Linked DNA regions of Homo sapiens: region 2 is linked to region 1. Evidence: chromatin contacts called from ENCODE Hi-C or POLR2A ChIA-PET data. All regions are on one chromosome and are shown on one strand. Each heading gives the region's core, a stretch centred on a gene start or an enhancer-like site at or near the end of the contact. The rest is flanking DNA. Distances are from core to core; before and after follow the strand shown. Region 1 has its middle 19 kb from the start of LINC00618. Region 2 has its middle 35 kb from the start of LINC02304.

Region 1 (6,021 bases), core at 1,632-4,131:
AAATTCATAATTTATCATTGCACCCAGTCGAAATGCCACCCAACTGAGTCGCACCCCTGTGAAAACCATCACATAGTAGCAAACTGTCAAGCCTGCTGCAGCCGACGGGCAAAATTAATATGCAAATGTATGCAAGAAATTAAAAAGCAGAATTACCCAGGCAAATGAGGTAGCTATACTTGAATTGTTAGAATTATGAATAATTACTGCGAATTTTCTGCTCCTAATATAACTTGTTTTTTGATAAACAAAGACTTAATTATCGAGATGCGCTGGAGAATTTCCGTGGCGCTCATTAATCTTGCAAAAAAAACAAGTCCCTGGTGCCCAAGCCGTAATGAAGAGCGCGTGCCCTGAATCTTCAGAAAGATCACAGGCACCAGGGTGCCAGGGCTGGAGAAAAAAAATGACAGTGCCAATGTCCCCTCCTGTACCCTGGAGTGTCATAACGTCTTCCACTAACTATCAAAGGGACTTATTTATGCCAGCAGCTGAGCTATAAGTCCAATTTACGATGCCTTGAGCAGTGGTGAAATGATCTGTTGATGCGCGGTGGAAATGCCATCTTGCAGTGGCGTGCGCTGGTCCCAATGATACCAACATGATGAGGACCCCGCGCTCCGGCGCTAATGGATGTCGCGTGACAGACCGTAATCCACAAGAGGGACCATCTTTTAGGACCGGTCTCGATGGTTCTCCATTAATCTTGGTTGTGCAGCTCACTGGTGTCCATGGGAACAAGGGGTTTTAAATTTCCCCATTAAGAGTGGCAACTTGAAGGAGCAAGACCAGGCACCACCCAAAAGGGCAGTGGCCTGTGCAGCCTTCACTGTCTCTAATGACCAATGCCCAAGCCCGATGGGTGGACCAGGAAAGCTGTCCTTTCTTCAGGTCAGGACCAGCAGGCAGAGGGGAGCCAGGAAGGGTCCCAGGCAGCCTGAGGGGGCTGTTTCCACAGCCCACAGCCCGAGAAGCCACATGGCCCTGTGGGAGCTGGGCTCATTTACCAGAAGCTTGCAAAGGGGCCATCCCCCACCAGGTCCTCCCAGCACACAGCCGAGGGGGCCTGCTGAGCATGTATTATTACTTAAAACCTGGCATCTAAGTGGGAATAACTGAGTTCCCGTCATCATTAGGCCGATTAGCGCCATGATAAACCCTCACAGATCATAAGGCAAAATTACAAAACATCACTTCTGGAGCTCTGAGTCGGCTGAAGGAGCTCCCGGCTGCCTGCATTTTCAAACACCTCCTTTCTGAATTCAGGCCCCCAAATACCCTGATGTCTTGACAGAACCATTTCACTGTGTAGGCAAATTGTCACCTTTTACACCAGGGCATCTGTCATTTTTATACTCAATGCTGCCTCTCCTTCCTCCTTGCTTGCCTGCTCTCTCTCTCTCTCTCTGTCTGTCTGTCTATCTCCCTCTCTCTTTCTCTGCCCCCAGTCTTGGTACAAACCCCTTGGGAAGCCAGCACCCTATCCAGGAATGGACTCATATATCTCCTGCATTATACTTACACAAAAAGAAAAAACCCTCGACAAGTCAGAAATGATGTATCTCCAACATCATTCATCTCCAGATTTTATTTTTATGCAGAACTCAGAGCAGCTTGTCTTGCATTCTCTCACATTCCCTGAGATTAATTCTCACTATGGGACTGTGATAGGATTGTGAGGGTGAGAAGACATCCAAGCTCAACAGGAAATAAAATGCAACTCAGTAACTCCATCTTCAGCCACTCAGACCAATTCCTGAGGGGATGTTCCTGGAGTAGCCATCCTTCTCTTCAGGTGGAATACTCCCCCAGAAAGAGAGAGGCAGGGGAGTCCATCATCTACATATTCATCAATCCTCCATTGGACATTTGACCAATGAGTAAAATTGAACAGCTACTAAGTGCCTAGCACTGGAGGGTCACAGTAGGATATAAGTGACCAGAGAGAAAGACTTAATATTCATAGCAAACTCTACCACTTAAAAGCTGTATGACTGTCTTACTCTATTTTCTGCTGCTATAACAGAATACCACAGACTGGGTAATTTATAAAGAAACAAATTTTATTTGGCTTGTGGTTCTGGAGACTGAGAAGTCCAAGAGCATGTCACTGGCATCTGGTGAGGGTCATCCCATTGCAGAAGGGCAGAAGACAAGCTCAAGGGCAAGACAGAGACAGAAAGGGAGCCAAACTTATCAGGACTTCTGCAATAACTTCTGCAATAACTAACCTACTCCCTAGATAATCCATTCATGAGGGCACAGCCCCCTTGGCCCGATCACCTCTTAAAGGCCTCACCTCCTAATACCATTATAATGGCAATTCATATTAACATGAGTTTTGGCGGAGACATTCAAATCACAGCAGTGACCTTGAGCTATTACTTAATGTCTCTGAGCTGCAATGTCCTCAACTGCGAAAAGGGGACAGAGTGTGGCAAGAATTACATGGCATAAGTATTAAAACCTCATCACAGTACCAAGCACATGATAGGTAATTTGCATTTTTATTATTGGGCTAAAAAATAAATTAGGCTAGTCTCTGCCTATCCTCAGGAAGGGTGGAGTCCAGGTGGGTGTCACAGGGAAACCAGTACCAAAAAACATGATACAAGAAATTAGCAAATAATTGTAAGCAAAGATGAATCACCCTGACTTTAGAAAGTATCAGTGGGGATTGAAGTAATCAGTGAAGTGACAGACACACCAAGATATCATCTCTTATTCAAACCCTACCCTTCAGAGCTCTCTGCTCTGAGACACTGGGTTAGGCTCTGGAAGCTGCATTTTTGTTTTCTCTGCTGCTCCCTGGTAGGCTTGCAGAAAAAATGAACTTGCACTTCCTGTTCTTCTGTCCTTCCTGTTTTGCTTCTTCACTCCAGCAGCAGCAGTTCCTTCCTGCAGCCGGAACTGAATCTAGTTTGAATGTTTTCAGTACCTATCAGACCAGCTTTCCTGTGCACCACGCTAGGGAGACCAAGTTTTAGTGCTGAAAGTTCCATACCCTAGGAATTCCCTCCATCCCAAGGCAAACCAGAATGGTTGGTCACCCTTCTCATCTCAGAGACACCAGAACCAGCCAAGCAGTGCCCGCTCCTCAGAGGTCTGGGTTCAAGCTCCACAGGCTCTGCTGTGCTTTCTAAGTTCTAGCAATTCTACCTGCTTCCTTTGTCCCCAGCCCTGGGAGGGTGTTAGGCCATTTTCTGCAAAAACAGAATACCACACACCGAGGAATTTATAAAGAAAAGAGGTTTATTTGGCTTATGATTCTGGAGCCTGGGAAGTCCAAGAGCATGTCACTGGCATCCAGCAAGGGTCATCCTATGGCAGAAGGGCAGAAGACAAGCTCAAACCCTGGGGCTGCTTCCTGCTCCCATGATACCTTAATGTGCTCTTTCTAAGGACCTGATTAACAATCTCATAAATAGTTAACACTTCTTTCTTACTAATTGTAGTAAAATATACATAACACAAAATGTACCACTTTAACCATTTTTAAGTGTATAGTTCAGTGGCATTAAGTACATTCACAGTACTGTACAACCATCAATACTCTCCATATCCAGAGCTTTTTGTTTGTTTGGTTTTTGAGTTTTTTGTTTTTTGTTTTTTTTGAGATGGAGTCTCACTCTGTTGCCCAGGCTGGAGTACAGTAGCACAATCTCAGCTCACTGCAACTTCTACCTCCCTGGTTCAAAAGATTCTCCTGCCTCAGCCTCCCAAGTAGCTCGGACTACAGATGTGTACTACCATGCCCGGCTAATTTTTTGTATTTTTAGTAGAGTTGGGGTTTCACCATCATGGCTAGGCTGGTCTCAAACTCCTGACCTACAGTGATCCACCTGCCTCGGCCTCCCAACGTGCTGGGATTACAGGCATGAGCCACCATGCCCGGCCAATCTTCAGAACTTTTTCATCTTGCAAAACTGAAACTCTGTACCCATTAAACAACAACTCTGTATTCCCTCTCCCCTACCCTGGCAATCACTGTTCTACTTTCTGTCTCTACAAGTTTGGCTGCTCTAGGAACCTCATATAAGGAATCATACAGTATCTGTCCTTTTGTGTCTAGATTATTTTTCTCGTATGTCTCCAAGCTTCATTCATGTCACAGCATGTGTCAGAATTTCCTTCCTTTTCAAGGAAAGAAATAATATTTCTGAATAATATCCCACTCTATGTATATAACACATTTTCTTTGTCCATTCATCCATTGATGGACCCTTGGGTTGATTCCACCTTTTGCCTGTTTTGAATAATGCTGCTATGAACATGGGTGTGCAAATATTGCTTTAACACCCTGCCTTCAATTATTTCGGATGTATACCAAGAAATGGAATTGCTGGTTCATCAGCTAATTCTATATTTAATTTTTTGAGGAACCACCATAATATCTTCCACAGAGGCTGCACCATTTTACATTCCTACCAGCAAGGTACAACGGCTCCAATTTCCCCACTTCCTTGCCAACATTTGTAACTTCCTGTTTTGCTGGTAATAGTTATTCTAATGGGTATGCAATAGACCACTACTTTATGTTAGATTTGCTCTGTTGGACTAACAGGCATGGCTCCATCTCCTGGTTGGGCCCTAGCTGATACAGAAGGCTTCTAGGAGGAGCTGCAATTGGAGCAAATCATTGGAGGATGAGGCACCTGATGGGTGCTGAGAGGGAGGGCATCAGGGCAGGACTAGACTGTTGAGGGGAAGGGCCAGAGAAGAGCAGGACTGGACCCTTGCCAGGTTGGGGTGAGGCCATGCAACTCACATAGCCAAGCTGGATTCTATTCTCTCAGCAACCTGTCCCTGAAGCTGAAGTAAGTGTCCTCTGACTGCAAATCCAGCAGTGTGCTCCCAGATCAACACTTCTCTAAGCATCTAAGGAGCAGACCTAGGAAGCCTCTAATGAAGTATGTGGCCCGCTAAACAAATGCAAAAACTGAGGCCTACAGGGAGGCAGTAACTCAGCCAAAACACCCTGTGAGAACTCAGCCTTCTTGATTCACTCCATCTCATAGCACTGGTCTCAGTCTTTCTCCTACATACCACCCTCTGTGTAGAGGAAAACACCTCCTTTGCCTTCCCAGGCCCAATGGTGGTGGTAATAGTAACAACCAGGTTGATTGAGTGCTGACAATGGACCAGGCACTTTACATGCATCATGCCACTGTCCAGCCTCAGCATTGTCCAAGGTCAGTTCTATCACTGTTCCCATTTTACAGATGAGGAAACTGAGGCTTAGCAAGTTTAAATGACCTGGCTGAGCTACAGAAGTAGAACCAGGATTGGAACCCTGCAGTCTGACCCCAAAGCCCACATGCTTTGGCCATTCCACCCCTCCCCTCTGCGCTGTGGGAAGATGTGAAATTTTCCAGAGGAAGGACCTGAGTCCTCATAGCTGCATGCCCCCAGAGCACTGAGAGGGGCTGAAACATGGATGCTAGGAACTTTCCAGCAACAGCTGCTGATGGTGAGTTGACTTAGCGCTCCCATGGCAACATGTGGAAGGCAGAGGCAGTAATTGGGAGAGACAGAGAGAGCCCAGAGCCAGGCAGACCAGTCCTGTCAAAAGTCCTGGACAAGGCAAGAACTTTCTGTATTATTTTTTCTGCCCATATTTATTTAGGAATGTGTTTTTCCCCCAAGCTCTTTCTGAGGCTGTGGTGAGGAGGGCAGGCTGTGTGGGCTGAATCCAGGGAAATGTGGACTCACCTGCACAGAGGCCCATGCCCGCTTCTACCCTGCACTCAGGACTGGATCCCCAAGGGCCCTGATGGGGAACCATGGCACTGGGCAAGGCTGGTCCAGCAGCCTGATACCAGCCCTGGGTTGGAGAAGGTGAGCAGCCCGGCCTTCCAGCACAGGCAGGTGTAAAGGCTAGGCTCCCCCAAGCACCAAGATCCAGAATTTGACACAGCTCTCCTCTCTGCCCAGGGCCTCTCAAAGATCCAGTGAAAGCCCCAGACCTATTTCTTACATGCCTGGGGGGTTTGTAGAGCCCCCTGAAGCCTACTGTGGACA
Region 2 (6,021 bases), core at 1,218-3,717, 160 kb before region 1:
TGAGGCCCAGGCGAGATTTTCCTAAGCTAATGTCATTGGGGGGATCAGAAAAGATTAGACTCTTGAAACTTCCATTTTTCTAGTGTAAGTCATTTTTTCAGGTGTAAAGCATGTCAATGCATGCAGGTCGATGGGGAGGTGAGGAGGACAGAGCAGCACGTGCTTAAGTGCGTGCTCCGAGTGCCCTGTCGCTCACTCCCACCTCCATTGTTCATCAGCTGTGTGGGCTTGGGTGTGTTGCTTGACCTCTCTGAGATTCCCTTTTCTCTGCTGTACACTGAGGCCAATAACACTGAATCCTTGCACCATAAATGCATGCACCAGATGATGAGCACAGGCTCTGCTAGGACTGGTGTCACAAAGACAGCCAGCTCATGTCCTCAAGGAGCTCCAGAGAGTCCATTTCCTTCTCCAGAGTTCCCTCCTCATCAGGGCTCATGTTACTGGGAGGGTCCAGACCATAGGCAAGTCAACAGACAACTGAAGCAGACACTGTCAGATTGGAAGAAGCATTGTGAAGAACATCAAATAGGATGACCCCCAAAAGGAGTAATGGAGCTGGGGAGACACTTCTTTCAAGAGGGGCGGCACAGAAGTCCTTGCTGAGTACAGACCTGAAGGAAGAGAGGAGTCTGGCCAGGCAGAGACCCAGGGATGAGCACTTCAGGCAGAGGGAAGAGCAGGTGCCACTGCCCCCACGGCAGACTGAGCAGGCATGACCAAGGCAGAAAGCTGTGCAGGTGGCACACTGGGAACGGAGAGGGAAGGGAAAGCAAGACTGGAGATGGGTTCAGGTGAGGCTGAGCTCTGCAGGTCTTGGAACAGAGCTTGGCTTTATTCTAAGGGCAGTAGAAAGCCACTCAAGGGTTTAAGAGTGGAAATGCCATAAGTGAGTAAATGAATAAATAAGAGTGAATGAATGAATGAATGAATGAGGCCCATAAAAGAACTTTTTAAAACATTACACAAACACACACACACACACACACACATATACAAACACAAAGGAGCTATGTGTTTATTGCCTTTGTATTCTGTGCAAGCCCAAATACAAGAGAAAGTTAGGTCTGGGACAGATGCAATAACCTGAAGTGACCTCATCTAAGGCTAATTTGGGATGCTTACAGAGGTCACAGGGGTATAGTCATCCCTTCTATGGGCATGAGTGTACAACTGTAAGTGCTGAGCATCATTTTAACAACTATGCCAAAAGAACAGCACAGATCAGAAATACGCACTTACAGGAGAAAATTTGCAAATGGTCGCACTGTTATGTGAGTGAGCACCTGTGGCTTGGGACATAGCCTCCAGAGGAACATAGATTTGAAGGGTGCTGTTGCTCAAACAACTCAGACAATCATGCTTACTGGTGTCAAGGTAGATTATGTAAGCTTCAAGTAACATGTAAATATGCACATATATATTATGTGTAACTAATATGCAAACCCCCATGAAATGTTAAGAGAGGAAAAATAATCTTTTTAAAATTACTATTTTATGTTGTATGAAATCTTAATTATATGTTAGTAAATTAATAAATTGATTATTCCAAGTTGATTTTTTAAGTAGTCAGCAACACTTTGTGGGAGATCTTTTCATTGAGAAGATAAGGGATGACATGACACTTGGGTTAATCTCATATTTATGTATGTGCAACTTACATTGAAACTCACCAGTGTGGTCATTTCTAAGTCAGCTCAACTAATTTTATATGAAAACGCTGGGAGAAATGTCAATGTGGCATCCAGAGTAGACAATGTGTGCTAGACAATCTCTTGCTCTTTTCTGTACCATCTCCTCTACTGCAGAGACTGGAAATGTGGATGCTGCATTTCTCAGCCTCTGTGACCAGCGGGGTTACACAGTAGGTTCTTCAATGAGAGGTGCTCATGCAAGATCTGGAAGACGGGAAAGAAGGAAGAGTCATTATTACCCCTGAAGGGCCATGAGGAGCCAGTACTTTTGCAGGCAGCTGGCATAAGGCTTTAGCACTGATGGGTCTCTGGGCAGCCCCCCATGAACTGCTGATTTCAGTGCTGCAGGATCTGAGATTGCTGGAAACTGTCCCTGCAATTTCTGTAGCTCCTGAGTTCCTAAGCTGTTTGTAGCCGTGGCTTCCCTGACCTTGCAACCCCAGGTCTTCAAATCATTTCAAAGCCTCTACTTCCTGTGTTGTCTCTTCCTCCTTGAGATACTCAGAGTTACTTTAGTTTGCCTGATGGAAGTGTCACTGATACAGATTGTCAGCAGATCTCTCTGATTCAGGCTTCAGCTGCCCCTGGCCTTGGTTCTTGGCCTCTGAGACTCCTCAGCACCACCTGCTCCCCTTTTTAAAAATGTTAGAGTGGCATGAAATGGATCAGTGAACAAAACACAGAGTTCCCCATCATTGCTGGTGTGCCAACGAATACCTCAAGTTCACTAACCACATACGTGATGTGGGGAATCTCCAGGAAGGGGGCCCTGTGGGTCTATGAGTCAGGCCCCACATTGAGACTCTGAAGCCAGAAACCTGAGCTCTTGAAGAGGCTCAGCGCCTTGGGTAACCTCTTCTAACCTCCTCCCCTGGATATATATTTTACCTGGCCCCTCAAAATTGACCTGTGTCTGCAAGCCCAAGGTGAGTGCAATTTTAGTGCCAAAGCAACGCCACCATGGATGTAAGGAGGCTAGGCCTGAAGGCAGAGCAAAAATGAACTTAGAGAAAGTGAGAGCCACAGTCCTTCGCAGACAGCATTGGCTTGGGGCAGGGTTCACTTTTTAGAGGAGGGAACTAGAGCAGTCACTGTCCTTCCAGAAAATACCCTCCCCTGGTGTATTAGTCTGTTTTCACACTGCTGATAAAGACATATCCAAGACTGGGCAATGTACAAAAGAAAGAGTTTTAATGAACTTACAGTGCTGCGTGGCTGGGGAGGCCTCACAATCATGGCAGAAGGTGAAAGGTACGTCTCATGTGGTAGCAGACAAGAGAAGAGAGTTTGTGCAGGGAGACTCCCATTCTCAAAGCCGTCGGATCTCATGAGACTTATTCACCTGGGAAGTCTTTTATTCTTCCTATTGCTGCCGAGTCAGGCGAGGTCTCCCTGTTCTTCCACCCCTCCCTGGCCTGTCATCTACTTAGTGTCGCCGTCTGTCTATACAGCAGTCAGCATTTCCCAAAGCCAGCATGTATTCAAGGGAGCAAGAAATTATCAATTTATTTATATTTTTGTAACTCAACTGAATCTCTATTTGGGGTCTATATTAGTAAAAGCACAGCTTCAGTAGAGGCTATAGAGGTATAGGCTCTTACGACATTGAGTTCCCACAATATTTCCTTAAATAAGAGGGAGGTTTATTTCTCTCACACATCGCAGTCCAGAGCAGGAGGGAGCTCTGCATCTCTCCCTGGAGTGCCCAAGCTGGTGAGATGTCTCTGCCATCCTCGATGTGAGGCTCCCCATCTCTGGCTCTAAGCTGGGTGGCTCAATTGTTGTCATCACATGGTCAAGTGCAATTCTTCTGCCGTAGGTTTGAAATTGCAGACTTTGGAGGGTGAGAGACACATACAGGGTGGGAGAAGAAGCTTCATTGTTAAGTACAAGAAACGAGAGTTGCACACACCACTGTTTTCATATCCCATTTTCCTTGAGACAATGGGTAGAATAGTGGCTCCCAAAGACGTCCTTGACTTAATCTTCAAAACCTTGAATATGTTGCCTTACTTGGCATAAGAGACTTTGCAAAGATGTTTAAGGTTAAGAACCTTGAGATAAGGGGATGATCTTAGATTACCCAGGAGGGCTCAATGTGTTTGTGTGAATCCTTAAACACGGAGAAGGTTTCCTGGCTATAGTCAGTCAGAAAGGCATGTCATGACAGAAAAAGGATCAGAAGAGAGAGAGATGTGAGCTTTGAAGATGGAAGAAAGGGCCATGAGCCAGGGACTGCATGCCTCCTTAAGAGCCAGAAGGGTTAAGAGAATGGATGCAACTCTGGAACCACCAGAAGGAACACTGGCCCTGCCAACACCTTGATCTTAGCACAGTGAGACTTGTATCAGAATTCTGGCCTCTGAAACCATAAGAAGGTAAAATTGTGTTGCTTTAGGTGGCTAAGTCTATAGAAATTTGTTGCAGCAGCAATGGTAAACTAATATACCTTGTTACATGACCCTACCTAGCTACAAGGGAAGCTAGGAAATGCAATCTCTGGCTTGGTCGGTATGTGCCCTCCCTCAGGTGTAAGAGTTGGCCTCCCACTCCTCTCTGGGCCACAGGAAACCCAAAGTATTGGTGTCAGATCCTCTCTGTACCCACCCAGCCCATTTACATGAGCAAACCACTCTCCATAAAGGAAGCCTACACAGCCTGTGCAGGACAAAACCCCACCATCACTACAAGGCTGGGAGCAGAAACACCTCCAAGGATGCCAGCTAGAAAGTGAGGCATGGGCACTCTCTTGCCTCAGTTTCCCATGTTGACCAAGGATCTATTAGTTTTCACCCACCCCAGCCATGGCCTGAGCAAAAGAGCAGTGTGCAACCCTTCTGAAAAATGCCCCAATGTCTAACTTTCTTATGCCCCTCTCCCCAGCTCCCCAGCTCTGAGGATCTTTACCTGGGCTCTGAGTGTAACTTCTTCCAGCCCATCTGTGCCTGGAATGAGGCTTTTGAATTTTGAAGCTAGGAAACTGATGACTTCACTTTTTAAGCTCCTATGGACAATGTCCCTTTGGGAGCCTGGGAGTCCGGTATCTGGTTGCTGGGGCTGCAAGGTCACCTTCATCTCTCAGGGGGGAAAAAACACAGAATTTCTGAGTAGGAAACACATCCTGAGTTGACACCACTCCTTCACTCCGCCCCACACACTCACATCTCCTTGAGAGCAGACATGATTTTGTAACGTCCCTGTTGTCTGACTCTCAGTGGGTGCTCAAAGGAAGTTTGCAGAACCAAATGATCATTGAAAAGATGGCCAGACAAGGATTACCAGCCCATTTGGAAGAAGAGGAAACTGAGGCTAGACAGGCTACGTGATGAAGCAGATGCAGATCCTCTTCACCTGCACATCCTCCAGCCATTCAGCTTCAGGATGGGATTCAAGGTAGACGTCCAGGAGCCACTGCGTGCAGCTCTCTGTTGGGGACTGCCTCCAAGCTCACATGACCACACATCCAGGAGGCATGGGCTGGAACTAAACCTCACCCCCTCCTTCAAGCAGCCTCGACAATGACCCACCCCCAGCTCGTCCCTTATCAGGTGGGATCATTCTAAGGCACGTGGCTCACACTCCTGGCACCCCTGGGGGTAGCTGTTGAGGCCATGCACCTTCTCGCCTGTCTCACTTCCTTACTACACTGCGTGTGCTCCTCAATCCCCCAAACCCTTGTCTCAGGTCTGACTCTAGAGAAACTCAAGGTAAGATGCATGCCTTGACAATGGGTACAGGGCTGGGAAGTGGCACCGTCAGAACTCAACATGAAGGAGTCCAAGGACTGACACAAATAATCACTCCTGGTAAACAAATGCTGCCCAGCGAGGGAGATTCTGAGATCAGTGCCTTCCAGCAATTTCTTCCCCACTGCGGGGAAAGACACCTCATTCCACTGTGGCTAGGCAGCTTTTCTCTCTGTCCCCTGAGAATCAGCATCCACATCCGATTTTTAATTTGGTCACTGGACTCCCACTCAGCGCCTATCATGCACCAGAGGACACCAAGAAGGAGCAGGGCAGCTGGCTCTGAAGCTGCTCTGGCTCTAGGTAGGAGGAACAGACAAGAATGCAGGTAGAACAACAGCAGCAACCGTCCTTCCTGGGCCACCCGATAAGATGAGGGCAAAGTAAAAGATGGCAGTCCATAGCAACTTCCAAGGGAGGTTTTGAGAATTAAATGAGAAATTGGATATTCTCACAGCATCTGGCTTAGGGGCAGCAGTCCATTAATTTTAGCTTTCATCATTATTACCTACACACTCATCTATTTATTCATCTATGTCATGATAATAATATATCACAACAAACTCACGAATCCATGATAT

What was found. Hi-C counts contacts between places; a loop is a spot of excess contacts on that map. ChIA-PET counts read pairs that join two places held with the same protein, here RNA polymerase II (POLR2A). Pooled maps may share reads with other maps.
Region 2: a map of naive thymus-derived CD4-positive, alpha-beta T cell shows a loop between it and region 1 (8-fold over the local background). The contact joins two enhancer-like sites. A Hi-C loop is called at or near these places in 1 of 168 maps with a recorded cell type or tissue (naive thymus-derived CD4-positive, alpha-beta T cell) and 6 of 50 pooled maps. POLR2A ChIA-PET finds 5 or more read pairs at or near these places in 1 of 52 experiments (CD4-positive, alpha-beta memory T cell).

What each region holds. Positions count from the first base shown.
Region 1 is chr14:96,959,356-96,965,376 of GRCh38, reverse strand. No RefSeq gene overlaps it. Among named protein-coding and RNA genes, the nearest start is that of LINC00618, 19 kb to the right of the region's middle. Within about 2 kb of position 2,881, at least 5 of the 41 ENCODE cell types and tissues checked have a DNase peak (open chromatin) inside an H3K27ac peak, as active enhancers do.
Region 2 is chr14:97,117,122-97,123,142 of GRCh38, reverse strand. No RefSeq gene overlaps it. Among named protein-coding and RNA genes, the nearest start is that of LINC02304, 35 kb to the left of the region's middle. Within about 2 kb of position 2,467, at least 2 of the 41 ENCODE cell types and tissues checked have a DNase peak (open chromatin) inside an H3K27ac peak, as active enhancers do.